Regions from separate parts of the Homo sapiens genome. Here all the other regions are linked to region 1. A link is a loop called in an ENCODE intact Hi-C map of the cell type or tissue named here. Cell type or tissue: mammary epithelial cell. All regions are shown on one strand. Region 1 has its middle 280 kb from the start of ACTL7B. Region 2 has its middle 220 kb from the start of ACTL7B. Region 3 has its middle 200 kb from the start of ACTL7B.

What was found. Hi-C counts contacts between places; a loop is a spot of excess contacts. Peaks named below come from ENCODE experiments on the same cell type or tissue, not always from the same donor. Only the 100,000 strongest peaks of a DNase experiment are listed, where the experiment ranks them.
Region 2: a loop joins it to region 1, with 4 times the contacts of the local background. A loop is called at or near these places in 5 of 110 quality-filtered maps.
Region 3: it touches region 1 in a loop (3-fold over the local background); 2 of 110 quality-filtered maps call a loop at or near these places.

What each region holds. Positions count from the first base shown.
Region 1 is chr9:108,576,521-108,584,520 of GRCh38, forward strand. No RefSeq gene overlaps it. Among named protein-coding and RNA genes, the nearest start is that of ACTL7B, 280 kb to the right of the region's middle. In mammary epithelial cell, no CTCF peak of the experiment used is centred here; a DNase peak (open chromatin) is centred at 3,641.
Region 2 is chr9:108,631,376-108,639,375 of GRCh38, forward strand. No RefSeq gene overlaps it. Among named protein-coding and RNA genes, the nearest start is that of ACTL7B, 220 kb to the right of the region's middle. RefSeq lists an enhancer at 2,884-4,083. In mammary epithelial cell, no CTCF peak of the experiment used is centred here; DNase peaks (open chromatin) are centred at 2,996 and 3,576; H3K27ac peaks cover 2,475 bases.
Region 3 is chr9:108,647,177-108,655,176 of GRCh38, forward strand. No RefSeq gene overlaps it. Among named protein-coding and RNA genes, the nearest start is that of ACTL7B, 200 kb to the right of the region's middle. In mammary epithelial cell, no CTCF peak of the experiment used is centred here; a DNase peak (open chromatin) is centred at 3,865.

The DNA of each region.
Region 1 (8,000 bases):
TATAGTCAGAGTTCTAGAATCTTGAAGTTAGAGGAGACTTTCCAGTTATCTAATTAAGCCCTTTAGTTGAACCCAGATCTTGCAGAGACCTCTGTTCCTCCAGCTACATGGGGGGATGTGACCTAATCTTTCACTTAGGGACAGGAAGGGAAAAAAGATATCCACATTTTGCACTGAAGGGGCCAGCCTGCTCCCTGTGGTGGCCCAGTTTCATGGATATGTCTTCCAATCATTCGTTTCACAAATTAGCACCTCCCTAATATATGCAAAGTGTTAGATATGGTGGATTCAGGCCCCACCTTCATGCTCTCCCAAATTCAAGGTCCTCCACCTTCCCTCTGCAGCACTTGTCCACTCTAGGACATGGGACAGAGTAGGAAGTTTCTCTGAGAAAGCCTTCTCCCACTACCTAGGACTCAAGGGCAATGATGATCCAAGTGTACTCTACAGAGGACCACAGTGCCTGTAAGAGGATCTGACAGGGCAGTCATCTCCATGATGCCCTAGCTGTGGGGGCAACCGAGAAGGAGATAGACTTTCCCTTGAGTTCCAGCTCAGTTCAGATGGGATTGGGACACTCCGTACCGCCAAGCTCATGCATTACTCACCTTCTGCACAGGTAGGTGGAAGGGAGTTTGCCACCATGGTGTTTCCATGGGCTTTGACATGTAAGGGCATTCTTTTAAGCCCAACAGGCAAATACTCCTTTGAGAAATGAGGCAACCAATTTTGAAGGGAACCTACCTGTGGGTGGATATGAAACAGTTAAGTTGCAAAATCCAAAAGGAGTACCAAGTAGGCGATTTTCACTCCCAGCTTCTGCAGCCCATGGAGACCTTTGCAGGTGGGAAATGGGAATCCACCATTAAGGCAAGAACTTCTGGGTCGTAAGAGAGGCTATTCCATGTGGCACTCAAAACCAGAAGTCATTTTTCCCAAGTAAAGCCAGAAATGTTTATAAATATCCCTCCAATCACCAAAGCACAAGAAACAGGGAAGGAAATATTTGCATATCAGAGCGGATGGGGGTTAGCGCGGACCTCCTAAATATAATCAGTTCACACCAATCTATATGGTGCCAAATAGAAACTGTTCACAGTGGTTATCAGTCCTCGGTGTGCACAGGAGTCACTTGGGACACTTCTAAAGATTATAGACAACTAAGCCCCAAAGCTTCTAATTTAATCAGTCTGTGCCAGGGCCAGGCATTGATGTTTTTTAAATGATCCCCCAAGCGATTCTAGTATCTGGGATGCAAACTGCTGAACTTGCCCAACAGAAGTCTGACGGGCACATCTACGCACACATGAGAACAGACTTTGAGCAGAGAGGCTGAAACCCAAGCTTGGACCCTCCAATCTGCTCTCCACTCAGTCGCCAGAAGGATCTTTCTAAGAGGGGGAGCTAACCACCCCCACTCCCCTACTTAGAACCATTAAGAAGTCCCCATGGCCTACAGGGTAAGACCCTCCTTAGCAGGACCTATAAGACCTCTCATGATTCAGCTCCTGCCCTTCTCTCTCTGCTCACACGCTGTGCTCCCACTGTGTTGAAATATCAAGGTTTTTTTTTTTTTTTTTAGGTCTCTCCTAAAATTTCTTTCTGCACTCTCACACCAGACTCACATACTTATCTTTCAAGGCTCAAATTGAAAAGCTCCTCTACAAAGCTTTTCTAACCAGCTTCTCATTTCTCCAGTAGAACAGCTCTCTCTCTCTCCTCCATCCCTCATGTATAGACTACCCTTTCAACATGTTACTGTGATCTTAAGCACACTCATACTGCTCTGTCAGTACCTATTACTGTGATTGGTCACTTGCCTGTATCCCCAATAAAATGGAGCCCCTTGAGGGCTAAAGGTCTCATTCATACCTAAAAACCTAAATCAGTGTACAGCCTGGATATACCACACTCAGTCCTAAGATCAGGCAGATCCCTAAGATTTGTAAGGCCCGGGACAGAAGTTGAAACAGAGGCGCAAGTAGCAAATGGCTCAACTATTGAAAAGTTATAAGTCAAGCTAGCTTCCTGTTGACTGAAATATGCTCTATTCTCCTACCATGAAAAATATGCATTATCAATCTAGAAGGCTAGGCTCAAGTTTAGACTTCTGGGACACCTCAGGGCTCTGCACTAGAACCAGGAGACACAGGAGAGAGAGCCTTGCCTTCACCCTGAGCTGCTTTCTTCTTTTCCATGCATATCTCTGTCTTGCAGTGCTCTGTCCACCTTCCATGCATATAACTGGTTGCTCTAGCCCTAATGTCCAAACGTCATCTGTGTCTTCCCCAAACACTCTATATGACCACTTTTCAGGCCCAGGGGTTCACCAAGTGATGCAGTCAGCCCAAGGACCTGGGAAAGAGGCTCACACAGGACCCAGAAGTAGGCTCTGAGTTGTTGGGGCATAAAATTCAGGGTTCAAACTATCTGGAGTGTGGTCTAGAAGAGGTGGAGGGGCACAAGTCCTGGGTGTGGATGGGTCTTCCTCTTAGACAAATGGTCTCCTCCATCCATGGGGACAGGTACAGCTGGAGGAGGGCCAGAGGGGGGCCCTCTAAGTCTTGGGGCCCAGGGCAGGGATCCTTCTTGTACAAATCCAAGGGAAGTTCTGCTTAAGACATGTTAAGCATCATCGCCTCCTTCAAGAAACTTCCCTGATTCCTCATGCTAGGAAATGTTCCTCTCTACATTCAAAGCATCTTGTGGGTATTTCAGATTCTTCACTTAGCCCGGTGTATTACAATGATCTGTTCCTAGATCTGTCTCTCTCTCTTTGGAGCTTCTTAAGAACATGAACTGTATCTCATTCCTCACTATGGACCCTCAGGCATCCTGTTCAGAGGGATGGCACAGGGCAGGCACTTATCCAATAACCAGTGAATGCATTCATGAAGCAGATGGTGGTGGAAGGAGAGGATACTGATCATATCCAGACACTAACTCCCTTTACCTCTCCAGGTTAAGAGTTTTACCAGTGACCTTTTGAAGACTGAGTGGCAATTAACATTGTAATTGAGATAAACTCTAGTCACACCTATGGACAATTTATGATTTATCACATATACATTACCTATGAAGAAACAGAAGTGCTTTATTTCCTACTGAAATTCCAATTTACAAATGACCTTTTTGCTGTCTTAATAAAGTCACACACACACCCTCCAAAAATGACACTCTCGGGTACTGTTGAGCAGAAGAACCAAATCTTAAACACCTAAGGTAACTTCTGAGCAGGCCGTGCGAGCAGCGCCTCTCACCAACAGGACTTGAACTGAGCTACTTCCGAATAAGGAAGAAGGGTCCTTTCTCCTTCTCACATCTGTCATTCCACAGGACATTCAAGACCTTGTTGATGGGACCACTTAGGAAAAATGGTTTCCCTCCAGTAATGAAGGCCTCCATAAATCTCTGGATGATGACAGAAGCAATTTGCAGATGAGATTAGAGTAACTCTCCTATGGTGATATGCCTTTTGCTTCATGTAGCAGTGGCTGAATCCTTGGTCTGTTGAGTTGGGATTTTTTTTTTCATCCTCTGCCAATTTACCCAAAGATGTTCTGAAATTGTGCAATTGGCAAACTGTAATAGCCTGCACCCAGGGAGCGGCAGGGGAGTGACACAGTGAGTCACAGACCACAACAAAGCCCTTCCTGGCATGTCGGGCTCTCTTGGCAAACCCAGAGGATGTAAAATTGACAGTAAGACAAGGAGCATCATTGTTATTTGTCAACAAATTGCAATGACCATTGCAAGGTCTTGGCAGCCCCACACAGGGAAGCCTAGAGGCAAGGAATGGGGGAGCAAGTCAACAAAATGATGGAAAACCCCTGTCTCCCAATGAGCAAGTGTCAGACAGGTGTGTCAATAAGAATATTTTTTCTGACCCCAGTGACCTATTTCTCTGTCATGTTCAACAAAACAGAAGGGTGCTGCTTTAGTGGCAGTGGGAACCTCAGATGCACATGAATAATTAACTGGCCTTGAAATAAAAAGACTTAAATATCCGACCCTATTAGCTACCAGCTGTGTGACTCTGGGCAAGTCGTGTGATATCTGAGCATTTGGTTCCATATGTCTGCAAAATTCCAGTATCGTCAACCCCACCCAACTCATGAGATTGTTGTAAATATCAAGCAAGATAAAGAAAGTAAAATGAGTTTATAGGTACAAAACTCAGCACAAATCATATTTCTGGTTTTTTTTAAATTTATTTAAGATAAGACATTGTCCAAAAATCAAATCCAGGAAAACTGGACAGAATCTGATTTGATTGTATTAGGTTCATAGAAACAAATGCATTTACAAACTAATGTCAGGTGTCAGAAGGTCTGCTCGTTGCTATATAGTCTACTGCCACAATGGAAAACTTAAAGAAAGTATTACCTCTTGCCTCCTGTAAAGGGGCTTAGTACCAGTCCATCTGCACAGCTTCATTCTTTGAGATCTAAGCCTTGGGTTCAAACTTCCTCTCAGTCAACATTTTCTAAGCACTTACTACAGGCCAGGCCCTGTGCTGGCCACTATGTAAACAAATACAATCAAGACAGCCATGTTTCCTGCTCACTATGGGATGGGGGAAGGAGACAAACCATTCAGAGTGCTACATGTTGCAGGTACCTGTATATAAGGTACAGAGAATGGGAACAAAAGTCAGGAACAGCTATTTCTGCTTGTGCAAACAAGGAAGCTTCAAAATACATATACCTACTATGTGCCCATAAAATTTTTTAAAAATAAACATTTTTTTAAAAACAGCTTCAGAGAGGAGATGACTCTTGAACCAAGTCTTAAAAGATAGGCTGACTTTTACCAGGCAGATGGTAGCTCGGAGGAATTCCCATGAAGCTAAGAGATCAAATGCCTGATACAATCCTACTATTCAGGGAATCAAAAATTATCTGACCATGGGAGGGAAGGGGCACTCTTAGAGAAAGGTGAAGGGAGAGACAAGGATCAGATCACTGCAGTCTTAATAGGCAAGCTGACCTTTACCCTGTAGGTAATAGGGATCCAAGGAAATGTTCTAAAGGTGACTATGACATGATTAAACTTTCACTTTAAAAAAATCTCTCTGGTGTGCTTGGAATATGCCTTGGAAGAGAAAGGTGCCTACAGGCTGGAAAGCCAGCAAAAGGGTGATTTTCCTGCTTGTTTTTTAAATATATCAGCACCCTTTGTTCCAAGCCAAATCTTAAGTGGGCCCTCATGGTGTGACACAGATGAAAGCACAGCCGCTTGGTGGAAGGTAGGATCTAGGGCCAGGAAGGGGGCTACTGGGCCTCCTTTCAACAGCACGATCATGCCTGAGCCCCCTCTATAAAGTCCTAGGGCCCTGAAGAAAATGATGTGTGTCACTGTGTTAAGAAGACAACAGGAGAGGCCCCGGGGAGAGAGGAGAGAGGAAGAGGAGCAGAAATGTAGACAGGACCCAATCCACAGTTCCTGGTGATGGACTGACTACAGGAGGCAAAAAGGAGGAACCTAGGAACGAATTCAGGGTCTAACTGGGACAAGGGAGAGGACGAGGGCGTCTCTCATGATGTTGGGTGAGATGAGTTCTGACACATCAGGTGAGAACTTCCAGTGGGCAACTAAGGGGGATAATCTTAACTAGAAAGAAAAGATGTGGCAGTTAAGAGCAGGACCAAGAGAATCGGTAAGATCACCATGGAAGAGTGGGGACAGAGAGCAGAGAAGGGGGCCTGAGATAGACCCTCAAAAACCCCTGGAGGTGAGGAGTAGGAATCTGGGAAGAGAGGGACAGAAATAAGAAAATGGGGATAAAGACCCCAGAAACCAAGAGGAGAGAGTATCTTGAGGATACAGAATGTGTCCCATGAACCTGCAATGTGGGACAGTATCCCAACTCACACAGGGTCCATCAAGCTAGGAGACAAGGTGTTGCCAGCGTGGCTAGGACTGAAATGTTTACTGGAGCAAGAAAGACACTCACTTTGCTTCTTGGGAAGTCACTCTTCTTACAGCCAGAGCTTAACTTTCCATATGTCATATCCTTAAAAAAGAGAGTCCAATGTTGAATAATTAGGCAATATTCCCAAGGAAGGAGTAGTAGTTGAGAGACTATGAGGATTCAAAGAATTTCACTGCTCATCTTGTCCAGTTATACTCACGTTAAGTGGTCACTGCATTTACCATTACCTAATATGAGCAATAATGATAATATAAAGATTATCACAGTGCTTTGCTGCTTCATTTGATCCTTCCTCACAGTGTTCCTACCAAGTGGTAAAGTGGTAGCTCATCTTCCGACAAAATGCTTATAACCTCACAGGGCAACTCATCACATTTTCAGAATATCTCTGCTTTAAAAAAAAAAGTTATTTCTGGGTTGAGCTGGGCTCTTCCTTCCTGTAGTTTCCACATTAGTTCTGCTTCTTAATGCCAGACAAAGCTGATTTATTTGAAGATAAAGACTGTGTTCTCCCCAATCTCTCTTTTTTCAAATAGAAACATAGGCGGGGCACAGTGGCTCTCGCCTGTAATCTTAGCACTTTGGGAGGCCGATGTGGGCAGATCACTTGAGCTCAGGAGTTTGAGACCAGCCTGAGCAACACGGTGAAACCCCATCTCTATAAAAATATAAAAATTAGCCAGACGTGGTGGCGCGCACCTATAGTCCCAGCTACTTGGGGAGCTGAGGTGGGAGGATCACTTGAGCCCGGGAGGTCGAGGTTGCAGTGAGCCATCTTTGCACCACTGCACTCCAGCCTGGGTGACAAAGTAATACCCTGTCTCAAAAAAAAAAATAGTTTAAAAGAATAGAAATATAATCAACTCCTTCAACCATTCATTCAACCTTCAATCATGAGGCATGATTTTGAGTCATTTCATCATCCCTGATAGATCTCTGAACAGAGTGACATTGTTTAACCTTTAAGATTGGCATGAAAAAGACAGATGATTCAGCTTTTCAAGTGTCCAGGTAGTAACCACGTAGCCCTAATCTGAAAATGCCCCCTGGCCTCCATCTGTTCACCCAGCTCAGTGCCTTCGCCCTCTCTCTAACCATTCAGTCCTTGCTTTTTGTGCCCAGTTCCTGGAGTGGGGTGATCCATCCAGGTGTTACTGCTGCTAATACCTCTGCCTTTCCTCCCACCCCACCTTTCACCTTTATTTTAAATAGTTGGAACGAGAATAACAACCAGCAGTCACTTACTATAGGCAGATGCTAGGAGAGGTGCACTTTCATGCGACTCATATCATTTAAGTCTCATGACAACTCTGCAGGACAGTAACTTGTTCAAAGTCATGCACAAAATAAGGGATGGAATCGGTATTCAAACCCAGGTCTTGCTGAGTACCAAAATCCCACACAGAAAAATCTAGAGCTGCCCTGTTCAATACAGTAACCATTCACCACATCTGGCTATTGCACCTGGGATATGTGGCTGTCTGAATCGAGGTGTGATATAAATATACACCAGATTTTGAAGACTTCGTTGAAAAAAGAATGCAAAATATCTCACTGATAATTTTTGTGTTGATTATGTGCTAAAATAACTTTATGGATATATATAAAATATATCCTTAAAATTACTTTCACTGCTTTTTACTTTTTCTTTAATGTAGCTGCTGGAAATTTTTAAACTATTTATGTGGTTTGCATTTTATTTCCTTTAGACAGCTCTCATCTAGAACACAAGAATAAAAAGTCTCAACTCTTTGGAAACTGCTATCTTGATATAAGAGCACTTAAGGAGTAGCTGTTTAAGTAGTCTGGCATTGGATGGGATATTGTGAACAGTGATGCAATCAGAGCTTTACCTCTCTGTATTCTGTTGTTGTCTTGTGTTTTATTTTGTTTTTCAGTCTTCCCAGGGCTTTGTATATGAGGTGTAGTTTATGAACAAAAGAGATAAATTTATATCTCTTGTATCCATGAGTACACGCATCTTTTCCTTTAAGGTGCTACAGTATGTCATATTTCACATAACTGACTACACTTGGATAAAACCATGTGTGTTTAAATTGTGAAT
Region 2 (8,000 bases), 55 kb after region 1:
TTCACCTTCCATCATGATTGTGAGGCCTCCCCAGCCATATGGAACTATGAGTCCATTAAACCTCTTTCTTTTATAAATTACCCAGGATCAGGTATGTTTTCATTAGCAGCAAGAGAATAGACTAATACACTACTTAATATGTGCCAGTCACCATCCTAAGTGCTTCATAATAATCATCCTCATCTTCATAACAATTGTTTGAGGATAGGTAGTTTTATTATCCTCATTTTAAGATGGGGAAACAGAAGCTCAAAGAAGCTAATCATTCACCCAAAGTCACACAGATGGCAGGCAATCTTACACACCATGTTTCACTGACCACAGAAATGTCACTAAAAATTAAACGATGCCTACAGTGACATGTTTAAATTGGGAGACTCTAAACAAACTTATCTTAAGAGCCAGCTAGCTAAATGGCTCTGCTCTAGGCCTCAGTTCCCTTCCCTATAAAATTAGAGAGAAATTGTGATATAGTGGTCTTTGAAGATGAAATCACACAAACCAGTATTTCCATCAGAGCTTCATTATTTTAATGAGGCAGTTTCCAATACACTGCCCTGTTGTCACTACTCATTCTTATAAACTATTTGGTGAAGATAGAGGGCACTTTGACAAGTACAATGATGACTGGCAGAAAAATACCATAGGCACAGGCAGAGGACATAAGTTCCTCTAATGTAGATAAAGGGTGGAATGATTTAGCTGTATGAAAGCAGCTGAGTGACGCAGTGGGCACAGCTTCATCATCCCCATTAAGGGAAGGAAGAGCTGCCCAGCCTTCAATCCCCATAAAGCCACCTGCTGCTGACAATATTACTCAACTAAGACACCCTTCAAGAAGTCCTCATGTCTGTACCGGGGTCCAGACCTATTTTGTCCCCCTCTACTGTTCTAAGGATTCTGTTCCCATATCTTCCTACCCACCAAGTGCACAGAATTATCACAACCATGTCACAACCAGCCTACATTGTCTATGCTTGAGGAAGGGAAATGTCCACTTCCAGGTGCATTGGTCTTACCTGAATTCTCTTCATAAGGTAGGCAGGGAATGAGTTCTATCTTCCAGCTAAGGAAACTAGCATCTTCAAAATCGAGTAACCAGGAAGATGGACCAGCAACATATGGTGGGAAAGCACAGTCCACGTCTCCCAACAGGTCAGAGTCAGATCCTGCCTGCTCATTGAGTGACCGTAAGAGCTTAGAAAGATAACTGGTGAACGTTATTTCCATGAACTTGGGTCCTTACTTGCAAAATGTGAAGAATATCACCCTTTATTCACTGGGACTCTGTGAAGATTGAGATAATGTATATAAAACCTCTAGCATTGTGTCCAGGACATAGTAAGCCTCCACAAAAATATTATTTCCCTCTTCATTTCTTTTCCCAAATCATGTTATTTGGGGAACAGTTGAAGGAGTATTTGGGCTTTTAGTTTGGAAAAAATGAAGTCTCAGAAAACAGCAGAAAGATGGTGAGCAGAGGAGAAGATAGTCTCAAGAATTGTTCTAGGTAGTCCTCAAAGACAAGAATAAAATTGGATGCACATAAGTTCTGAGTTAGGGGATGAGAAGGATGGAGGTGACGTAAAATTTAGTTCACCATAACAGAGAACATTCTAGTATTTGGCTGCTGTGAAAGTTTTCTGAGGAAACCAATTTTCATCTACAAGTTATGATCTTATGAATGATTCTGTTCATTGGAATTGACAAAAAGCTTGATCATTTCAGCCACGGTGGCTCACACCTGTAATCCCAGCACTTTTGGAGGCCAAGGCAGGCAGATTACCTGAGGTCAGAAGTTTGGGATCAGCCTGGCCAACTCAGCAAAACCCTGTCTCTACTAAAAACACAAAAGTTAGCCAGGTATGGTGGCAGGTGCCTATAGTCCCAGCTACTTGAGAGGCTGAAGCAGGAAGGCAGAGGTTGCAGTGAGCCAAGATTGCACCACTACCTGATAGAATGAGACTCAGTCTCAAAACAACAACAAAAACCAACTTGATCATTTCAAAAGGGCAACTTAAAACTCTTCTGCAAGCGTAACAGACACTAAGAATCTACCCAGAGTTACAGTATAAGCCTGCAGATAATCTCTGTTCCAAATCCCCCCACATAGGATTAATTTTTTTTTTGAGACGGATTCTTACTCTGTCACCCAGGCCAGAATGTGGTGACACAATCTCGGCTCACTGCAACCTCCACCTCCTGGGTTCAAGCAGTTCTCCTGCTTCAGTCTCCCAAGTTGCTGGAATTACGGGTGCATGCCACCACGCCTGGCTAATTTTTGTATTTTCAGTAGAAATGGGGTTTCACCATGTTGGCCAGGCTGGTCTCAAACTGACCTCCAGTGATCTGCCTGCCTCAGCCTCCCAAATTGCTGGGAATTAGGTGTGAGCCACCATACCCAGCCCACATAGGATTATTCTAATTAAAGGTCATGGCTTTCCTTTTAAGTCATGATTCCCAGGAGTCATTCTAGAGTCCGGAGTGGCCTCTTCATTTCCCCAGACCAATGCATCATTTGGTGCTTATTAAATAGTGAATAAATGAATGAAGCAAATGACTAAATGAATGATAACTGGTTTCTATCACTTGGAATACATATTTGGTGCATGGTGTTTCTGTCTATTTTCATCATTTGATTGCAAGCATCCTTGACAAAGATGACAGTCACCTCCCAAAATCTGTTGTTTTCCCCCTCCTTAGTAAGAAAATCCCAAACTCCTGAATTTATTCAGAGCAACCATGTACACAGTTAAAGGACTGTATTTCCCAGCCTCCTTAAAAGGTGGATGTGGCCTTTTTACTAAGGCTGACCTATGAGATTTAAGTACTATGTGGTACTTCAGGAAGTGTCCTTAAGAGGAAGGGAAGGGTCCTCCGGTCTTCCCTTCTTCTCACTGCCCGGATTGTAACAGGTGGAGCTCCAGCCACCATCTCAGGCTGTGAGAACAAGGCCACGCCCTCGGGATGGAAATGTTATAACCTGGATGGAGTCCAAGTCCCTGATGACTCTGTGAAGCTGCTGTTGCAAGCACAGGACAACCTACTCCCAGACTGCATTTATGTAAGAAAATAAACCCTTGGATGTTTAAGCTGTTTTAGTAGGGACTCTGCTAATCCCAAGGGACCCTAATCCTAAAACCCACTTTGGTTTTTCTGGTTGTAACAACCAAATCCCAGTGACTCACAGTGCTGCCCCTAACACGTAAGTCTGGACAGACAGACAACCTCCCCTGAATAATTAGTAGCTGAATACATTAATCACAAAGCCGATGTTTTCTGCAAGACTGCCCTTTGACTTTTATTACTTTATAAAATATTTTTCTCTAACAAAGCCTGCCCGTTAACCCTCCTCTGACCAACAGCTGCTGTGCCCCTTTTAGAACAATGCTCAGCGTCATGTCTGCCATTCTGCCCAGTGACGCCTCTCCCCTATTTACCCACCTCAGCCAGTGCTTCTAGTTGGAAAATTTCACAAATACCAGTTCACACTTGCTTCTGATTCTAGGGCCCAAAAATGCCACAGTTCTTGAATGGAGAGTCATCATGACAGTGACTCAACCCAAACTTGAAAGCGAACTTCCACCACCACAGGATTAAACTTGATGGGAATTTGGGGTGTTGGCCTGACATACCAACCCCAGGAACGTGACTCTTTACTCAAGCCTCATCACTAACATCACACATAAGATGCCAAAATAATTTCATTATGTTCCCAGCTATCTATGGTATAATCATGACATTTCAGAAAATGCCTGTCCTATATCCCGGTGCTTAACTTTGTTTTTACATTGAAGCCACAAAAGACATTTCACGTGTGGGGCACTGCTCGAGCCTCTGGATCCCCACGTGATTCATAGGTATGATTTCTCACTTGGGTAGAAATCCATATAAGGTCATCTTTGCTTCCTAAAAATCAGAAAACTCTGTCGCTCTCATGAAACCACTGAAGAACAATTCTGGCTCTAGTTCCCACATTCCATCTGGTTATGTGTGTGCCTGCCTGGTGGCCTCCCTCAACTCTGTCCCCATCGACAATTCTGCCAGCCCCTCACATCCAGACCATAAAAGCCTTCAGAGAAGAGACGCACCTTTTTCTGACTCTATGATGTGTGCATAGTAGGAATTCGACTCACCTTTATTTAATTCAAGTTTTTTACTTAAGAATATTACTAAGAGATTAACCTAATTATAAGATATATATTATATGTATATGAATATAAAATTAATCTAAAGTACTAGGAAATCTCTGAGGTGTAAGCTTCCAGAAAAATCCCACCTCAGTTTGGGAAGAATACTATATACATGTACTCACTCTCCTGCACACACAAGGAAACGCATCCATGGATTTCATTTAGTCTTTTTCTTCCTTTTACATTTTTTTCTTCCACTTACATTTTCCTTTTTCACCTCCCTTGTGCTTCCATAATTCTTATCACCAGCCAAGTGAAGGTTATTCGTAAGCTACAGTCAGATAAAAACAAGAGTGAGCCCTCCTTAGACCCCTTTCCTGGGAAGGGCAGCACATACTCAAGGCATCAGGATAAGGGAGCTTGTTGGGTCACACGCAGTTCAGCCTTCCTCCTTGCAAGCTGATGAAGGAGGCTTTTATTCCTGAAGGACTTTTAAAAACAAAAGAGGAACTCGAGAGAAAAGAACCCCATCCTGTAGAATGAATTGTATACAGTTCATTATGTCCTTAAACATAAATACCACAAACAAGCTACAAATAATTTACCAGCCAAGCCACACTGTGGCTCTGGTATTAACTACCAATCCCTGGTATGAAGCCCTTAGACAGCCCTGGTTTTGCTCCTCCTCCTTCTGTGGAGTTCTGCTTCTTATCTGCTGCCCCTCCACTTTGCCCCCTGCAGGTTTACTTCCAGAGACTTTGCCTCCTTACAGGAGAGTTGGCAGAAGTCCTACAGAAAATTCTTCATCTGTCCATGGCCATACCACCCTGAATCTCATCCGATCTTGGGAGCTAAGCAGGGTCTGGCCTGGTTAGTACTTGGATAGGAGAAAATTATCCATCTCCTGTCAGCAGATTTCTTTGTAGTTCAGACTCTTAAAAAATAACTCAGCTCTTCAGCTATAGCATTTTCTGGGCTCTTTGATATTATCTCTCCCTGCATCACAACCTGGAAATTACTCCAGGCAGTAAACCGGAACATTCACAGGGCTCATCTCATTTGTTTCCTATCTCTTAGGGATCAAAGAGACTTCAATGCCTGATGTCCAGTGTCATGAAACTGCTGTTTCATATATTTTGTCTGGTTCGGGAGGTTCTTTTAAGCAGGTGCATAAATCCAGTCCCTTTACTCTCTCTTGGATTAAAGCAGAAGGCCTGGGTTCACTTTTAAAACCAAATTGCAAATAGATAAAACAAGACAAACTAGATGTTGGATGGATCAATCGATAAATAGATCGATGGATACATAGATAGATCTGACATGAGATAAACTCACTCAGATATCTGTAGAACAGATTTTGGTATTAATTTGGGGAAATAATTACTAGGTCACTTTTTTTGCTTGACACCGAATTTCTCTTTAAATACAACAAAGCAACACCTGTTTAACGAAGTAAATCATCCTTAAGTCTTTTCTAGTTAAAGGCAGATACCCAAACATTTTTCCAAGCAAAGAAAGTCATGCACATCCATCCTTGGACATCCAAGTCCAAAATGTGCCAACATCCACTGTGAGGGATTGTCTGGGCTATTCATTCTCCTCCTTCTCTTTCAGTTGTTTCCCATGCTTCTCCTGGATATTCCCCTTCCTTAGCAGAGAATAACCCCTCTGAGATTGTTTTTAAGGACGTGTTTTGTGCTTCTTGGTTTTGTTTCTGTTTTGTTTCCCTTTCCAGTTTTTTCTTGGGCAAACATTTCTTACTGTCCTCCTTTTGCTTGTGTTCTGGTTCTTTTTGAGCCACATAACATGTTGTTAATCATGAAATCTCTAATTTACATCAGCAAGTAGGAACATCTTATGTTCTGTGGATCCTATTGTCTCGGCTCTCCTTTTCCCATGTCTTGCTGCCTTAGAAAGTTCTTCTCCAGGAAGTAACCCTCATTAGATGGGCTCAAAGGGAGTCGTGAAAGGTGCACAGCATGGTATGACTAGACCAAAAGGCAGCAGGGATCCCTGGGTAGGCCTTTGCTGCTTTCCTTTGAATCACCAAATGTCAGCATTTAAATCTGTCCTAATTATTTCCTTCTCTGTTTGCTGCTGCAGCGACCCTTGCAAATGCAAGAGACAAAACAGATACGTTTCACTTAGCTGCCTGCTAGACCCACAGACAGCTCTTCGACATGCCTTCACTCTTTCGGTAAAAGGTGTTACACTACTCCCCAACTTTCAGAGGAAAGAGATTTAAAGGGTTGGCCAACAGTCCTGGTTTGCCAGGGACTGAATGGATTCCCAGGAATTGGGATTTTTAGTTTTAAAACAAGTCTTCCTTATACACAAGAGCAAAGATCTCTCTAGGATCTATTATTAGAAGTAAAATTTCTGGTAATGAAGAAATGTACATATCTTGAATTTTACAAATTTTGTGTCCACCAGTATGTCTGTGGGTATTACACATGCTTAACAGCATGTGTAAGATACTAATTTGCCACATCCTTGCTGCCACTTTACACTATAGATAGAAAATAGTGTATCATGTATGATTTAAATGTGAATCTCCTCACTACTAGTGAGGTTGGGCACATTTTCATAGGTTTATCAGAATGGGTTTCCTCTTCTATAAACTGCTATCCATATCCTATTTACTCATATTTTTTATGAATTGTCTTCTGTTTATTGATTTGTTAATGTTATTAATCTGTGCATTAAACCTTTGATTATGTGAGTTGAAAAAATGAAGGAATAAATAAAACCAGTCAGTCCTGTGCAAACTAGGATGAGCTGATCACCCACCCTAGAGCTTCCTGGTTGAATATTATGGCATTTCTGGTTCACCTTAACAATGATTTCCAGCTACAGAAGAAGGATAATCAATGCAAAAAATTAACCACAATCACGTTCAAAGGTAAAGATTCCCAATCACTGATTTCTCTAAGTACTGAAAACCGGACTGCATAGTAGGGCAGTTTGGGAAACATTCTAGATGTCTTTAAACACTTTTACTTGTTTTTCAAAATATTTCACAGTGTGAAAAGTATTTTCCTGCTTTATTACTATTACTATTATATTTTCAAGCATTACTCCTATTTTAAGACACAAATTTTGGAGCCACTTTATTGGCCAATGCGATGGAATACCTAAAAAATATTGTCTGGGTTACAAGCACTTTGTTTTATACCAAAAATGTCATAAATCCATTGTGTAGAAAAATACCAACATGCATACATATTCGTTAGAAAAATACCAACATATAAACATACATATTATATTCAGGTACAGACACATTAATGATTATTTCTACGTCCACAAACTAGAAAGAAAGAAATGTTGGCAGAGTTTATTTTCCGACAAGTGGGATGGCAGACTATGCTCTTTTTTAGTTGTTTGCATTTCTAAGCTTATAAGTATGAATAAAAACAAAGGTCAATAAAAAAGAAAAGGACCTGGAATTCAGAATTTTGTGAGGTTAGAAATTCAATTTTCCCTATTACAATTTTTATAATTCCTTTTCGTGCAATTATGCTTACCCTTTTACTTGGCTATGACTTTATTTTTGTGGAGCATGTAGAAGATATTTAATTTATTTCAACGAATCCCCTATGTTTGCCAATTAAGTTCTTCCAACAAATCCTCTATTACTGGTTACTTAACATTTCTAATGAATGGCCTATTATCAGATATATAGCTATTTCATTCTCTCCTTGTCACAAAAAGAAGGAAGCCCAAGAACTACAAAATCACCCTTGTAATGTACCAATACTGGACTTATCTGGGGAAAAAAAAAATGATGATTGTAAACTTTTCATTTTTTTACCAAATCATCATTCCAGCCACATCACTGTGTGGCTGACTCTCTTCATCAAATGGCTT
Region 3 (8,000 bases), 71 kb after region 1:
ATCATGCACGTTTATAAAAATGGTGCATCAGGATACCTCACTTACGCCATGGAAAATCATCTCTTCCCTCAAGGGACTGCTACTATCTCTGCTGACTTCCATGGTAATATTAAGGTTTAGATTCTATGTGAGCATTAGTCTACATGGGATATAGATTTTCTTCCCAAAGAAATTTATGTCTGTGGACTGAAAATTTATGAAAAAGTCAATAAAAGCTATGACTCTTGGTTTGCTCTAATTCTCTCTACAAGGTGGCAAAGAATCTAATGGCCAACAGTGCTTAAAGCTGGCATACTCCTCATGTAATAGATTTGGTCTAAGAAATCCATATGTGCACTTTGTCAGAAGCAAACAGATACTTATTCTAGACATCAGGTTGGCAAACATCCAAATGTATAGTTTGGGAAAAGTAGGTGAGAAAAGTAGAGAGTCCATAGTAAATATGGAGTGGACTACATACTATCAGTAGGCATGCTTTCAAGAACTAGAATGAACAGCCGACAGCAACCCTGAGTAATTTTCCTTAAATGTCAATCAGTCTCCTTCCAACCGTGGTCATCCCAAACGGGATGTCTTCATATGTATACATGTGTGTGCATATGCATGTGTATGTAGGTGTAAGGAATGATGCACCCAACAGAGCTAGGTTCTAGTCAGGCACAATTTGATAAGGGGAGACAGAAAGGAGAAATAATACCTATTGAGTATCCCTATGCGTCAGAACGATACTATGTCATTTATCTTTGTTTTGTTTTGGGGTTTGGAAAGGGGTTGTTTTTGATTTTTTGGGTTTTTTTTTTTTTAAGTTTTTCCACAAAGCAACCTTCTACTCTATTATCCTGGTTTTCATATTTACTTCTCATAAGAACCATGGGAGGCAGGGATTATGATCACTGTACTAGAAATAAGGAACCTAAATCATAGCAAAAAGGAAATGACCTGCCCAAGGTCATGCAGTTCATGGAGAAACTGAGATTGAACTCAATCTGACTGCACAACGCATGCTCTTTCAAATACACCCCACTGCTGAGCTTTGATTCTGCTTACTCCCCACTTACTGTGGGCACCACAGTTCTGACTATAAATGGTGCATGGGTCTACCTAGTTCAGGTAGTGGTACCTGAAGGGACTTTAATTCTATGAGGGCTTTGCTAGAATTTAGCTTTCACAGGAATAAAGATTGGGTCTGTTTTATTTGCGACTATAAGATAGAACCTAAAATAGAGCATGCGCTCTCCAAACGGTTTGTTTTCTAACGAATGAAGGAATGAATGAGCATGGTTACTTCTTTATAACAAGGAGGCTATGCTATTTTCAGAGAATTTTCAGTGACTCTACCTATAATTTTTTAGATCTCAGCTTGGATCTCTTTAATATACAAAGCCTTTCTGCAATGTGTTTCACAGAAATCCACAAGTGTCCTTTTTATTATTATTGTTATTCCTGATAAACTGTCCTATATTGAGCATGTACTATGTTCCTAGTATTGTTCTACGTACTTACATGCATTATCTCATTTAGTATCACAATAACCCTACAAAGGAGATACTTATTTTATTCATGAGAAAGCTCAGGTTTTGAATGATTCAGTAAGTTGACCAAATGTTTCATAGAAGTTGGCCCAAAATTGCCTAATTCCAAAAACCAGTGGTGGACCTAGTAAATTTGACATCTGAAACAGATCATTTTATGAAACGTTCCCTCTATACAATAAAATTACTTTTAATAATTACCACTGAATAATTATTTTCTTTATTCTTTAGCTTTAAAACAATTAACAATTCAAAAGAAGGATAAATTTCCATTTTAAGCATATTAGGCAAAACAGTAGAATATTTCAGATATGGACCAAAACTTGTACGTAATACACAAAAATATTACACCTCACAGTGAACACTCTGTCTCACTGTTGCAAATTTCCAGCACAAATACAACCTCCAAATGGTCGTGTAGACTAAAACAATTGATGTAGCTTAGATTTTGCTTCTTTATCCTTATAATAACTGTGCTGTCATTATTTATTTCCAACCTTCTGTTTAAACAACAGAATAGGTAGTGCTACAGGCGTTAGAGACATAAAGCACATCTGAAACAACCACGAAAGATTCCAAAACGTTATGAACTTACCCTCAAAACCAATGCATGTAGCTGAGTCCTTGTGTCCTGAACACCAACTGTATAACTAGGAGTTCTCCAAATTAACCTTCATGTAGAAAACAATGGACATAAAAGCCTAAGATATAAAACTGTGCTAATATGAAGCTTGTATATTATTAACAGTCATCGTAGTAGTTGTTTAAAACTTAGAACAAGAAAAGATTTTCTCATGGAGTGTTTTATCATTGGCATTGAGATTTTTGAGTGCATGGTGATAATAAAAAGCAGACTGACTTTTAGTCTGTTTTATTATTGCTTTTAAATCCTCTACAGACCACGCACCTCATCCTCACCGGCACCTCAGGTTGACCCCTCCATCAGCATCACCCCTGCCCTTGGTAAATCACTGCCAAGGGATGTTCTTGGTCTCCCTGTCCTGTTTGCTTTCACTATCTATGCCTTGAGCTCCTTTTTATGAGTCCTTAAACATGTGCAAATCTCAAAATGGAAGGAAAACTAATTTCTCTCCAAATTAAGCCCTATAAAGACCTTCTTGCTATTAGAAAAAAAGAATAATTGCTGGCCTCAGCCATCTTGAAGATCCACCACAAAAAAAGCTGCCTCATTGTAGCAGCTAGAGTGAAAAATTGTCTGTTCTGCTGCCTAGTTGTTTCACGCCTTCTTACCTGTGAGATACAAGCATAAACTAGAATGATCTGGAAAAGTAGCAAAATCATTATATTCACTTTTTATATAATGTAAAACAAAATCATCATTCATGTACTTTGCTAACGACTGAACAGTACCCCTGAATCCGTCTGAAAATACAGCTTAACATAAAATATTAAATGGACCACAAATTCAAGCTAAGATGGAAAAAGTAGGAATAAAAAGGGATTTAGACTGATGTAGAGTAATCAGGAGGATTTTGTGGGGAAAAAATAGTTTTGCTTTAATTATGTTTGCATATTATATGGTATCATATATCCAATATCACATATGTTAGAGAAAATTCCTAGTGTTTATATGGTCTCAAGTAATATCTCATAAATGAATGAATTTATAAAATAAATATTATTTACACGGAGTCAGAATATTTTGTCATCTGTAACTCTTTCTTCTAATATGACTCACCTAAATTGCAGCCCAATTATAATATTAGTCTTCAGGGAAATTTAATCTCTTGACAATCTTCTTTACTAATCTTCATTAATCCCCACAGTAAACTGAGATTAGTTAATAGATCATTAACTTGCCTATTTTGAAAATGGCAATATTGAAACATGGTGATGGGGAGTCATGCCCTTGAGTGCCTCAGGGTGGGTGACAAGAAAGGAGGTGAGGGCGGATCCCTAAGACTTGCTGTCACCAACTAGGAATGGAGCTCAGGGAGGAGTCAGGAATCTCAGGTGTGAAAAGCACCTCCAAGCGCATCCAATATCATGTCCCCACCAGAGCCTTCAGCCTCCATCAGCAACACCTCTGAGAACAGTGAGCTTACCACCTCTTGAGTTGGATCATCCTACTTTTGGACATCTGTAACTAATTTTCTTTAAGTCTTCTTTATGTCAAGCTAAACTCTGTTGCTTTACATCTTCTACTCATTGTCCCAAAAACAAACAGAACATGTCTAGTCTTTCTTCCACCTGAGCTATCTACAAAAATATGAAGGCAGTTGACTGACCCATTTCTTTCAACTCTTCCTAGGGTGCTTTAGTCTCAGATCTACTCACCACCCTAGCCACCAGCCTTGTCATAACTTGCCCATCAGGAGGGAAACTTTAGTGGTTAAAGGCACATCTCCTATAAAACTGGACATCAGACGTCCGAGAATCTCTGCTCTAGATCTTCCCAGCCAAGCCAACTTGCAAATCATTTTCTAGCAACCAAAGTGATCTTGTGTAAGGTTACACTGATTTAGACCATGTCCTGGAGAACATAAAATATAAAGTGGCTCTTCAGCCAGGGAAGAAGGAAGCTCTGGTCAGAGGCCACCACCTTATTAAAGAGAAGAGAAGAGTATTTTTCTCTAAAAATCATTTTGCATATCTATTTATTATAATACATAAATATTGTATTTATGTATTATACAAGTGATGTGTATAAAAATTAAAATGAAAAAACACCCTGAATTTCATCAGCCAAAATACTTTTTTCATTTTTCTATTTTTCCCACCAATTACTGCCCACGTGCATAAATATATTTACATTTTATAATCATAATATAAATATAATTTTGGATTCAGCATGTTAAATCTAACATTATACGTTTTATCCATCTTGTTTCATGGTCTTTACATATCATAATGGAAGCATAACGTCTCTCAGAAAAGATAGATAATAATTTACTTCATTATCTGTTATAAGGCTTTTAAAGTCATTTCCAAAATGTTCTTATCATAAACAGCAGTGCTACAAACTTCCTAATGCTTATAGCTTTGTTATTCTCAAGAATAATTTTCTTGAAACAAAGTACCACTGTCCTCATTTTACTGATTACTAATCAAAAAGGATAAGCATTGTTATGGCTCAAAAATATTCTGAAAATGAAAATTAGTTTTTAAATGGACCTGTTAGCCCTGTAAGGTCAGAATCTCTATCATTTACTGGGGTTCTACCACACATAGACTCTGTCCTGAGGGAATTAAGAGAACAGTTCAATTTAACATTCAGTGAAAACTAAGAGGAAAATGTTGCTTTACCCATGTGGGAGAGAAGAGGAAACAGGTTTACAGAAATGACATAATTTGTATGAGGTCACTAAGCTAGAAACATTGAGAGACAATATCATCAATTTAGGGTTGAGGATTTGAACTCAGGTTTTTGTTTGTTTGTTTGTTTGTTTTTCGTTTTTTTGTTTTTTTGTTTTTAAGAGACAGGGTCTCACTCTGTCACCCAGGCTGGAGTGCAGTGGCATGATGATAGCTCACTGCAGACTTGAACTCCTGGTCTCAAGTGATTCTTCCACCTCAGCCTCCCAAGAAGATAGGACTCCAGGTGTGCACCACACACCTGGCTAATTTTTTAAATTTTTGTAGAGATGACTTCTTGCTATACTGACCAGGCTGATCTCCAACTCCTAGGCTCAAGTGATCCTCCCACTTCAGCCTCCCAGAGTGCTGGGATTACAGGCATGAGCCACCACGCTAGGCCTGAACCCAAGTCTTTCTGGCTTTAAAACCCACACTGTTAACCACTGTTCTAAACTGTCTTCGTGGGTGAACTGCCACTCATCAGAAAATCCAGGAATGATAGAAATAACCATCAGTCCTGCAGCTGGAGAGGGAATAGCAGGACAAATACCTTGTACCTCACAGGAGTCAATAAAAAGTGATTCAACTGAAGAGGGTGGGAGTTCTGGCTCTTTGGACCTCTTTGGTCCCTTCCAACCTGAAGCTTCTCTAGTCCTTGCTTCTTGTATTTCCAATCTATAATTTAATAGGATTGTCTTTTTGGTAATTCTACATCCAGTAGGCAAGGTTTAAATCTGGTGTTTTGGAATTGAGATGCAGGATAGAAACGGAAAAGCCCAGGCAGAGACAGGAGATGTGCTGTCCAGGAGGAGACATCCCCCTCCTACCTGCTTTCCTTCCCCACCAAATCCACTGGCTGACACAGGGTGCATTCAGATTGCAGGGGAAGAGGAGGCCGATGGATGAGGTGGGGACAGAGGGAAACGAAATGCCTGTGTGTTTGCTTAAACCCATATTAAACTAACCAGGTATGCAATGTCTTTGCATAACCCTCTTACTAATAAACACATGAGCAACTAGATTGCATCTGGAATTTTGCAAAATAAAATAGAGACAGTCCCTGCCCTCAAGGGACTCCTGGTCTGAATTCCACACAAAAAAAATGCAAAATTGGGCTATGGAGGCAAGCCTGGCCAGGGAGACAAGGCGATGACCAGAGGAGGTCACCTGGGAAGGAAAGTTTGGGAATCCCCAAACTTAAATTGGAGCCCTAGCTCTGATTCCCATCAGTGAAATAAGACTAATTATAATCACCAGGCAAGACTGTGGTGCATGAGCATTAGGTGAAATAAGTATAGAAAAAGGGCTCTGTAAATTATGAGGAAATATGTGAATATAAGCCAAAATAAGACTTGAGGATTGGAAGTAGAATTCCCATGAACATGTCCTCTTTACTCTGTGGATTGATAATCCTCACACCTTCCCTTAGCTCCATTGTTAATTCTTTATTAATATTCATTGAGTAGCTGCCCACTACCTGCCACCCACATGTACATGCATTAACTTTAATCCTCCCAAAAAACTGCCAGGTAACCACCATAATTCTCAATATACAGATAAGAAAACATGGCTCTGATGAAGATAATAGATTCATAACTCATTTTGCTCATTTCATCATCTTTTCATAATTAGTCTGTTTTTTGCATTTTTTATATACCTCTATGAGAACGTTGACTTTGGGTATCAAGATGCCAGTCCAATTCAATAATTTACTTTATTTCAGTACTTCATTGGTTCAACCAATATTTACCAAGTGCTTAATCAGGTGCTAGGGATGGTGCTAGGTGCAGCAGGTATCATGTTATGCAGAAAAGAGAAGGTCTTTGCTCTTTCAGAGCTCACATTCTAGATGGAGAAGACAGATAATAAATGAGGAAACAAATACATCAACATGATACTATCAGGCAGTGACAGGTGCGATGAAGAAAATTTAAATGAATACTTGAATCATGACTAAGAGAATGAAGTTGTCATTTCCCTTACTAAAAAGTTTATATTTCCCTCAACAAAACTTAAAATGGAGTGTATATGATGCCATTCATCTCAGTTCTTCTGCTAAAGACAAATGATCCAAGGGCCAAGGTAAATGCTTCCTGTTACTGAGATAGAGTGACATGTTACTGAAAAGGAATTATGCACATCAGAAGTGCACAATTGCATCCAACAATCCTCTTTAAGACATTCTTAGTCATTTGCACCTCCTGTCAGGTGGACCACCAGCCTGAGGCTATGGAGTAAAATGGAGACAATTCGCAAAGTGTTCCTGTCTCCAAGTTCTATAGCTGCAGTGTAGTTAAATCCCACATCGCTGAGTATGATGGGGTCTATAACCTGCATGTTTCATGTAAGGAACACAGCCATGTAGGTAGCACTACTGTCAGAAATACAACTGGGGCACTCCGAGCCAGTATGAGAGGGAGACAAATATCATGCAAGATCATCTTAGGGAAGTGTCCATACTCATACCAATTCTTGGCTAAGTCTTCTTGGTTTATTACCACTGAAAATTTGTTTGGTTTAGTTGATTATGCTGTGAAGCATAATATGTACTACAATTTTCTGTGGCTTTCTAACGATCAAGATAAATTCCAAAACATCAAGTGTAGCTCCTAGGCTATGACATACGCAAATCTTCCTGATATGTTGCCAACAGAATGCCTAAGATAATGTGATTACTGTCTTTGAAGAGAATAATTCAACTTGTTTTTTCTTTAAAAAAATTACTCTCAATAAATAACCCTCCCTGAGAGTTTACTACTCCCTGGGTGGGGAAGTAAAATAGCAAGAGCAGAGTCTTTGGAGCTTAGGAAATCTAGGTTGAGACATATCTCTGCTATTTCCTGGGTGAGTCATCTTCTATAAGCTACTTATCTTCTTTGAGACTCTGTTTCCTCATCTATAAAATGGGGATAAGAATGCCCATCAAGCAGCATTTTTGTAAAGATTAAATAAAGGAATGGGCATTCACATATATCATAAAAAACAAAACCCTGGCCTGGCACAGTGGCTCAATCCTGTAATTCTAGCACCTTGGGAGGCTGAGGTGGGTGGATTGCTTGAGGATAGGAGTTCAAGACCAACCTGACCAACATGGTGAAACCCCATCTCTACTAAAAATACAAAATTAGCTTGGCGTGACAGCACACGCCT